2 separate regions of the Mus musculus genome follow, and region 1 is linked to region 2. A link is a contact called in ENCODE Hi-C or POLR2A ChIA-PET data. All regions are on one chromosome and are shown on one strand. Each heading gives the region's core, a stretch centred on a gene start or an enhancer-like site at or near the end of the contact. The rest is flanking DNA. Distances are from core to core; before and after follow the strand shown.

Region 1 (4,944 bases), core at 80-2,579, 45 kb after region 2:
GTATACAGTGTTCAAAATATAACATGTTTAAAATGGGTCTTATTCCAAAACCTTTGGAAAATTAATTACAAATGAATGTGGGGAGGGGGCCGGGAGGGGGAGCTCACTCAGTCATAGCACGTGGCCATCATCCCAGCCAGCTCTCAGGAGGCAGAGACAGGACGATGGGAGTCTGGAGCCAACTTGGGCTACAAGAAATCCTGTCACAAACTAACTTGTTCCAGTTCCAAAACACTCAAAATGTCTTCTTAAGAGCACTTCATTTAACAACGTCCTTAGATTCACATCATTTTTGTCTTTTTGTTGTGCGTGGATTTTAAACACTATGAGTCAATGCTCCTTTACAAGTGATAAAAACAAAGGCCTTTGCTCCCAACGAAATAATAGTCTCAACTAGCAACCCTCTCCAAACCTAAAATGATTATGAAACATGGTTGTCCGAGAAACACCCAAATGACTTGATAATTGTATGCGAACATAGACCAGTTTCTCAAGATGTCACAGCAATACTTTTAAGCGTAGTCACTTAGGAATTAAGGTGAGGAAGAGACTAAGCCAAATCACACAGTAGAACGATTCTAATCTATCCATAATACCTAAAAACAAAGCTGGCCTCCTGGTCCGGAAAAATGGGAGAACAACCCAAACATCCCCGTAATAAAAACTCTTATGACGACTTCCCTCCGGGGTTTCCTACTTTACTTCCGAAGTGTCAGGCCCTTTAATGGGAAAGCCACGGTCACAACTGCAGAAAGACGTGGGATGGATAATCAAGATCTAAATGCATGGAGCATTCCATTATAGAACTGAGTTGAGAGAGAAAGTTGGATCTGCCAGAGGACAGGTTAGGGGGCGTGGGTGGAGTTGGGAAGGGTCCGCCAGGTGCTGAAAAGGCGACTCGCTAGACTAGACCCTAAGAGAGAAGAGAGAAGAAACCCGAAAAGGTGTGGCAAGTGGACAAGGAACGCCCGCGCTAATCCTCCGGGTGAAGCCCCCCGAAATGCCCAGGCTACCCGCCCGGTCTTCTAGGGCGAGGGTGCCGGGAACGCATGCGGGAGGCTTCACGAGCGGAGCCATGGGGAGAAGGCAGGAAGCACCCCTCACCCAGCCAGGTCGGGATGGGGGCGCTCGGGCCCCGCCTGAGTTCCTGAAGCGGCGTCGCTGCTCCCCACGCCCGCCGCCGAGCCGAGGACGGCTCCCCACCGAACGCCCACACTCACTTTCTCGTGGAAGATGGACTCCATGTTTATTTGTCTGGAGCCAACGGCCCCGGCGCGGAGCAGCCCCCTCCAGCAGCTCCGCCCCCGGCCCCACCCCTCAGCCCCGGTCCGCCCCGCCCTAGCCACGTGCCTCTCGCCAACCAATCACTACTGCGGGCGCACGTCACGAGGCACGCGAACCCGGGAGCACGGGACACGTGACCTGGGCGGCGTTGGTCCTCCCCGCGGCAAGCGTGATGCTGCGGCGCCGCCTGCTGTGCGGAGGAACTTCTCTACGCGGGACAATCTTGTGATTCTAGGGTTCTAGAAGAGAATCCTCGCAGCCAAGTTTTAGGTTCTTTTTTTTCTTTTTTTTTTTTTTTTCCATCTCCACCTTCTTTGGTCCTTTCTCCTCATCTTTATGTGAGCAACTCCTCTCCCACTGAAGACTTCATTCCAGAAGAGGCATTCTCCACATACCTAATATTTGTGTAAAAACTATAGCTAATGTTTAGTTAGGACTGACTTAGAATAGTCCAGTTGTAAGCGCAATTTAATACGGCATTTTTTGATGTGTGTGTGTCTTTTGTAATATTATACAAATAAAGAAATGTAGGTACGAAGAAATTAGCACAGCACACTGTCCAACATAGTTGGCTGTTGGAATGAATATCAGGTCCTGGGGTAAATACGCCATCTCTGAAGGAGGAAGCGTTGGTGAGGAAGTGAAAAATCCAGCAAAATATTGAGTGGCTCGCGCAGGGGATGGGGGTGGGGAGGGGGGGATTGACAAAGATTAAGCGTTGTATTGGGCGTTGTATCTTGTATGGTGGAACCATTTTAGGTTCTTCAATGTAGCAAAGGCCCAGTCTCCTAAAGGCTCATTGTACCTGAAGGTAAGGAAGGCATATGTTGTGTTGGAGGACAGCTGCTCTATGCCAGCCTGTAGCCAGGGTTACATAGGAGGACCCTGTCCACCACCTCCCTACCGGGAAAAAAAAAAAAAAAAAAAAAGCTACAGGCGGTTAAAGATTTTTAAAACTAGAGACATGGGGTCAAATTAGGATTTTAGAGGATCACTGGGGAACAATACTTGAAAGGCATTTGGGGAGAAATGAAGAGACTCTGGTGGTCAGGACTCCAGTAGTGATTTGAGAATGGAGAGAGACCACTTTGAAGCTTTAGGAAACAGAAGACTTTGATGAGGGACTGGGGTGGGATGGGGGTATTGTTAGGAAAGACTTGTGGGTTTCTGCTCTAGGTACCATGTAAAGCAGAAGTGATACTCCAACCAGAAATACTTTACAGAATGAGTAGGGTCTTGGGAAGAGAAGAAAAGGCTTTTAATTTAGAAAATACTGAGCTTAAATATCTCTGCAACTAAAGGTACTTATGATGGTTTGTATATTCTTGGACCAGGGAGTGGCACCATTTGGAAGTGTGGCCTTGTTGGAATAGGTATGACCTGGCTGGAGTAGGTGTGTCACGGTGGGTGTGGGCTTAAGACTCTCACCCCAGTTGCCTGGAAGTCAGTCTTCCACTAGCAGTCTTTGGATGAAGACTTAGAACTCTCAGCTCTGCCTGCGCCATGACAGCCTGGATGCTGCCATGCTCCCACCTTGACGATAATGGACTGAACCTCTGAACCTGTAAGCTAGCCCCAATTAAATGTTGTTTTTTTTATAAGACTTGCCTTGTTCATGGTGTCTGTTCACAGCAGTAAAACCCTAACTAAGACAGTCCTTCTGTAGAGTGATAGATGACAGGCCTGGAGTTTTCAGAAGCTGTTTTAAGCTGTGAGGTGAGAGTCATTGCTGTTTAGAAGGGCTGGAGAGATGGGTGTGTCCTTAAGAGCATTTGCTGCTTCTCTTGTACAGGACCTGGGTTTGATTCTCAGAACCCACATAAAGGCTCACAGCAGTTGGTAACTCGAGACTCAGGGGATCTGTTGCTTCTGCAATGTACCTGGGATGCACAGGGATGCTCAGACAGTCACGCAGGCAAGCACCCCTACACATGAAATATAAAGAAACAAATTTAAAACACAAGGTAACTAAAACCATAAACGCTGAGTATAATCTTAGAGAAAAGGAAGAGATTGAAAAGAGGATGGAGAGCTAAGCCCTGAAGATAGAGCAGTAGGCACAAAGGGTGCAAATGCTGCTGAGTGTACTGAAGTGGAAGGCCCACGGGGGAATGCTTCAAGGACAAGTCCGTGTCACATGCTCCCAGGAAGTCCAGGGGCAGAAAGACTCAAAAGAAACTGCTCAGTTTTGTTGTTGAGATCATTTTTGTGAGACAAGTTCAAGAAAAGAAAGGAAGTGAGAGGCAAGAAAATAAAGACTGCCAGTGACAACCAGCTAGCTAATTCAAGGAGCTGCCATATCATTTGTTGACTATTTTGTATGCAGTTTCCTCTTGAGATAAAACAAAAGGTAGAGCTGTCCTTATTGGAGGGAAGCTCTTTACCACAAAGGATATTCTAAAGGGAGATGAAGTCCATCATGCAAGGAAGCTAGTGAGGTCATAGAATATTCTAAGAACAGGGAGAACATTTAGTCTTACAGAAGGGTGTCTTTAGCTCAGAAAGTAAACAACTAGGAGGCTTCAGGAAGTCCCTGAAACTGACAAGATTCACTAGGCTCCTCCTTCCCCAAGCATACATAAACAGTAGGACTACTGAGAGACACTCTCCAAGAAGCAGAGTTGCCTAGAAGAGGCTCACATCAACTGAACTGCCTGCAAAGATGAGCCACATTGCCTGTAAGGGACATTTCACTCTGTTAAGCTATCTGCAAGGTATGTAGTGTGACCCATGTTTCCAGATTTTGTGAGCTGTTGACTTGCTGGAGTGGGCTTTGGTGTCATTTCTGCTCCAGTTAGTAATCTCAATAAAACTGATTGGTTCACCAAGTTGGACTTTGGTGGTATCAGTTCTCTGGGTAGATGTTCACAGTTCTCCAGGAACAGTGTCACACAACATGGGGATAGCCTATGTGCTTAAGGAATTGTGGCTTAACCAGGAAAATACAGCCTCCTAACAAGAAAATGCAGTGTTTACTAGTGTTTTGATTTTTTTTTAAGATGTAATTGTTCAAGTGAGTATATGAAGCTGGGCTACTATAAGTGGCTGCACAGGGTAAATTACCATCAGAGATTAAATGCTCAGTTATGGAGTCTGGGGAGTCCAAGGTGAAGGCTAAAGCAGACCAAATGTCTCAGGAGAGTTTTTTTTTTTTTCATTGATGTGCCTTTTGTGTGTCCTTATGTGGCAGAAGAGTAAAGAGGACCAGCAAGCTCCCTTCAGCCTCCTTTATAGGGATACACTTATTTAAAGGGTAACTGGAGGGCTGGAGAGATGGCTCCATGGTTAAGAGCATGTGCTTCTCTTGTAGGGGACAGCTATACTCTCATGACCAGGACACAGTCATATCCTCTTAATGCTAATACACCTTTCAACCTGTAAACTTTGGAGATGACACAATTTAGGTGATAGTAATAGAGCTGGAGACTCGTTTGTGATTCCCTTCCTGTAATTGTTAACACTTTGCCCTTCACTCCAGTCTTACATACTGTGTATCTATCTCCCACACCCTCTCCCCCTGTTATATGCCCACTGCTAAGTTCAAACCATCTGGACTCTTGTGTAGTCCATTCCCCAGAACTATGAATTGATCCACCATAATATGTCCAGTTCATGGCATTGTCAATGACCATGTTTGTTTGTTTGTTTTTGTTTTTCGAG
Region 2 (4,904 bases), core at 579-3,078:
TGAGGCCTTGGGTTCAATCTCTAGCTAGTCTTTCCCACAGATTAAACCAGAACAGTAAGCTGTTCATTTATAAAGAAATAAGACTGTCCTAGCGTGGTGGTACTCACTTGTAATGCCGGCACTGAGAGGCAGGGGCAGGAAGACTGGCAGCTCCAGGACACCCTAATCTACACTGCAAACCTTGACTAAAACTTTAAAAGTATATATTATTATTATTGTATTATGATATGGATGTGTGTCTGTGCACAATTTGGGTGCCTACTGCCTGCTGAGGCCTAAAGGTGACACCCGAGTCTCTGAAAACAGAATGAAGTTGTGAGCTAGCTACCTGCCACTGGGTGCTGGGAATAGAACCTGGGTTCTCTGAGAGGGCAGCCAGTGCTCTTAGAGGCTGGATCTCCTCACTTCCTTGCTTAACAAATGTCAAGAAATCGGAAGAGTAATTAACCTAACCACTGATTACAATCGAATTCTAGGTCACTATTCATTAGGACGGCAAGATGATGACTTCAAAAATAAGGGAAGGAGCCTGGCCAGGTGAATGGGTGAGTAAAGGTGTTTGTCGTTCAAGCAAAGTAAAAGGAATTCCATCCTCAAATTCCACCTAAAGGGGAAAAGAGAACTCCACAATGTTGTCTACTGGCCTCCACACACGGGCGATGAGGTAGACACTCATGCATATGTGCATCATTTACACACACACACACACACACAGAGAGACAGACAGACAGACAGACAGAGACACCACAATATTTTTCAAGTTTTAAAGTGAGTAAAGGTAGGTAAGATTCTCAAAAGATAAAGTTCTCCAAAAGTATGGGAGAATGTGCCATCCTACACAAAACTACGTTTTCAGCTGCAAAGTGTCTTCAAGATGAGCAAAATTAGAAAACAATTGAATAGAAAAACAGCCCTATTCCCCTAACAACGTGCTAAAGCCAGATCAAGTGTTTAATCTTGAGTAATTAATGTTACAAAGTATTTGGGGGGAAGGAGGGCAATTGCCATACTTTAGTTGTCATACTAAAGGAATAGGATCAAAGTGAGATCAGCCCCCAAACTATGGGCGAAGTAAGTAATAGGCATGGGCCACCCAAATAACCCTATTCGGCATAGAAACAGCAGGTCCACTTCGCTGAGCTATCCAGCGTATTCAATGAGGGGAGAGGTCCAGAATTCTCCACCGTGGTCCTGAAGGCTGGAAAAGCGGCTACGGAGGTAAAGGGAGGAGAGCAGAGAAAAAAGCGTGGAGTGACTCCTTCGGGACCCGTCCGCGTCTGCCGACCGACCGGACCCGGAACCAAGTGGATCCCAACCGAGCCCCACCGCCCTCGCTCCAGCTGTTACCTGGCACATCCTCCGTGCCCTCCAACAGCATATCCTTCGTGAAGTTCGAAATCTGGCCAGTGAGGGAAGCCAGGCTGCCCCCTACTTGACCGAGAGACTGGCCCAAGCCGGAGCCGAGGCCCCCGAGCCAGGACGACATCGCTGCGGGTGGACACGTCCTCTCCAAATGTCCCTGGACGCCGAAGCTGGTGCGGATCCAGACGCTGAGGACTCGCAGGACACGGCACTCCCACCAACGGCCGCGTCAGAAAGCCGAGGCCCGGCCTGACGCTTCACCAAGGGTTCGCCGTTGTGGACACCGTGGGCCCCGCGAGGCCTCTGCTCATTCCCACGGCTTCCCGCCGTGCGGCTGCACTACTTCTTTCTCAGCTTTACTGACTTTCCTCAGTTTCGTGGGCCAGTCCTGCCAACTCAACGCCGGCCGCCATGACACTGCCGGGAAAGCGGCAGTGACCATAGAGAAGCTTCGCGATAGCGTAGAAGGGCCGCTGCCAGAGGCGTCCCGGGCGCGAAGGACCGTGGGATCGCGGAGGACCAAGTAAATGGGCCAGCCAGATCCGTGACTTCCGCGTAACCTGCGGAACTTTAGGTGGAGACCGAAAAGGCAGTGGCGGCGGCGGTGGCTCTTCCCACCTGCGCAGCTGCTTTTGTTTGTAAGAGGAAGTAACCCTTGACAGTGCCTTCTGATCCTGTCTACAAGAGCTATTGCATCGCTAGGATTCGATAGGGTCGTCCCACCCCACAGGGAAGCAACCTCAATCCATCTGCATTACTCTATTATCCAGCGTCTGCGGATATAAGAGCATCCGTGCCAGAGGGTTGGAAACGAGGCTACAAAGCTGAAAAAGCGGGTTGCAATTCAAATGTCCAGGCAGAAAACCCTTGTTTTGGTGTTTGTTTTCAGTTACCATGCACTTAAAGGATTGTGGGATCCCATGACCGCCTCTCAAATGATCCCTCTCTGAATAATTTTCACCAGATATCTATTTGAATTTAGGGGTTGCCTCCGAGGGTTTTTCAGCTTCCGTGTCCCAGAACAAGGAATTGGACAGAGACACGTGGCTAGTAGTAAGGAAGACAAGAAAATGAAGAAAAGACACACACCCAAGAGAAGCAGCAGGCCAGAACACTGTCATTGGGGGTGGGGTTGACGAGCTACACTTTCAGCTTGAATGATGGAGAATTTTTGGTGCTGAAGATCAAATCCAGAGACTTGTACAGGCATTGAGGCTTTTCGGCTTAGCCACATCCTCAGCCCTTGTTTGAGATAGGCTCTCCTATAATCCAGGTTGGTTTTGAACTGATGACCCTTCTGCTTCTACCTCATGAGTACTGGATTACAAGAATGTACCATCATGCCCAATACAGTGTTTTTAAGTGTAGTATATATAGTCGTCAAATGATTTAACATGTCTACTGTTAATTCTGGGCACTAGGGAATGTTAGGGAGAAAGTAAAACAGGGTAAGGTAAGGAGAGTATGGGCATGCCACAGTAGGTTGAGCCCTGGGGATGTAGAAAATGGCTGAGGACTCCACAATAAGATAATCTTGCATAGAGACTTGAAATGAGCAAGTGAGAGATACAGCTATGGGGGGGGGGCGCTCCCATATAGCTTATCTAGACAATAAGACATAACTGAGTATAATAAAGTCCCTTTGGCTGGAGGCCCCTGGCAATTTTGAGAATTTATAAGAAGGCAAGGATGGCTTAAGAATGAATTGGGGAATATTTGTAAGTATGGACCCAGAAGGCATGAAGAAGTTGAGTCCCAAGGGCCCAGTAGCCCATGAACAGGACTCTGGCTTTTATTCCGTCTAGAATGATGAGTGATGAGTGACATGAATTTAGTTGGGTTCATGAATGACTGAAAAGTTTAGCAACTGTAATCTCCTTTTTTCTGTAGGTATAAATCCTCTAAAGCTCCGTGTCTGCTGGAACATGGTCCAAGAATGAAATCCTGTGAGAATTCTGGGTGCTTAGGAGAAAACTCTAAGACAAGACCAGAATCTCATGACCTTATAGGGGAATTTTAATCCAACACCATGGGTGCTCTGACAAGGGATCACATCCAAAGATCTTCTAAGCCCACAGGAACTGGGCAGAATACAGAAAAACCCTGGAATACAGTATGGTCTGGCTGGAATACAGACACACCCTTAGTACACACCTCTAATCCCTAACATGAAGATAAGGCAAGTTTGTAGAAGGAAGCAGCCTTGTTTGAAAGTGATGTCTAATTAAGGGACAATGTGACGAACCAGAGAAAGATTTGACAGAATGAGTCAGAGATAGGATACATCCAACTCACAGAACAGCAGAGGAAAGAGGCTACGAGAGAGAGAGAGACAGAGACACAGAGACTGAGACAGGGAGACAGGTGTGTGTGGAGATTTTACCAGGATGGTTTTACAGAAACAGGTTAGACACAAGTGATGACAGAAGGAGCCAGAGAATGAGAAGGAGCCAGAAGATTAGAACATGTTGCCAAAGTGAAGTATAAAGCCAAGCAGAGCAATTCAGTCAGAAACCAAGAGAAGACTGAATCAGTCAGCTTGGAAGATTAGATTGTACGCAGAGGCTTGAAGCTTCCTAGCCTAGGCCTAGGGATAGAACAGGCAAACACTCTGGGCTCAGCCCAAGCCCTGTATTCACACAGCTTGGCTACAGCTCTCATGTCATCCCTTCATCTGAAGAAATGAGTGACATTTACATGACCTCAGCTTCCTCAAAACCCCTGAACTGGAATGTGCTTATGTGTGCCTCCCAGGTGTAGTGCATTGAGTGAATTTACTTCAGATTATTCATTGCAACTGGCTGTTGGTATTTATTTAAAAGCCTCTATGGGAAAAACACATGTTCTTGCATGGTGCTTGCCCTTGTGATTGACTGTACACTTTGCTCATGTGCCTCTTAATCTTCATAGTATGATGTCTGAAGACCGGAATAAAGTTGTCTATTGCGTGAGATTTTAGTCTGCCTCATTTTACAGCTCCATTCTCCAGGCCTCACCACTTCTAGAGCAGTAAACACACGTCGATAAAGTCACAATGTGCTACAAAATCAATGGAGTTAATGAAGAAGATGCAAATGTAAGATTTGCACCATTTTTTAGGACAAATGAATGATAACATTTGGGCTAACATCTAAATAAGTGCTTCTCAACCCTCTTAATGCTGCAGCCTTTTACTACAGTTCCTCATGTTCCTCATGTTGTGGTGTAATGTTGCTACTGTTAGGAATCTGGCTAGAACCATAATGTAAATATCTGATATGAAAGATATGTGATATCCAATCCCAAAGGGGTTGAGAACCGCCCCCCCCATTCTAAAACTTCATTCAGGGTTTTTTTTTTTTTTTATAGCCCAAGATCCTTAATGTTATACCCCGATAAGTAGTATGCTATCGTGAATGTACTTCAAAAAAAAAAAAATAGGAGATCATGAGAGGAGACTGTCAAAAACTGGGCTGAAGAGATAGCTCAGTTAAGCAACATGCTTGCTTCACAGACATGAGGACCTAAGTCTGACTACCACATCCACATAAAAAAGGTAAGTC

The links. Hi-C counts contacts between places; a loop is a spot of excess contacts on that map. ChIA-PET counts read pairs that join two places held with the same protein, here RNA polymerase II (POLR2A).
Region 1: a loop to region 2 is called in a map of left cerebral cortex, with 8 times the contacts of the local background. The contact joins the promoter of Atxn3 here to the promoter of Trip11 in region 2. A Hi-C loop is called at or near these places in 10 of 37 maps with a recorded cell type or tissue (gastrocnemius, heart and left cerebral cortex). POLR2A ChIA-PET finds 5 or more read pairs at or near these places in 3 of 5 experiments (Patski and embryonic stem cell).

What each region holds. Positions count from the first base shown.
Region 1 is chr12:101,956,914-101,961,857 of GRCm38, forward strand. Atxn3 (ataxin 3) reads right to left here and starts at 1,330. Exons shown (of 11, transcript NM_029705.3): 1 at 1,221-1,330. The coding sequence starts at 1,244.
Region 2 is chr12:101,911,343-101,916,246 of GRCm38, forward strand. Trip11 (thyroid hormone receptor interactor 11) reads right to left here and starts at 1,829. Exons shown (of 21, transcript NM_028446.1): 1 at 1,348-1,829. The coding sequence starts at 1,486. It overlaps Gm20036 (predicted gene, 20036), which reads left to right and starts at 1,325. Exons shown (of 2, transcript NR_152255.1): 1 at 1,325-2,635; 2 at 3,253-4,311.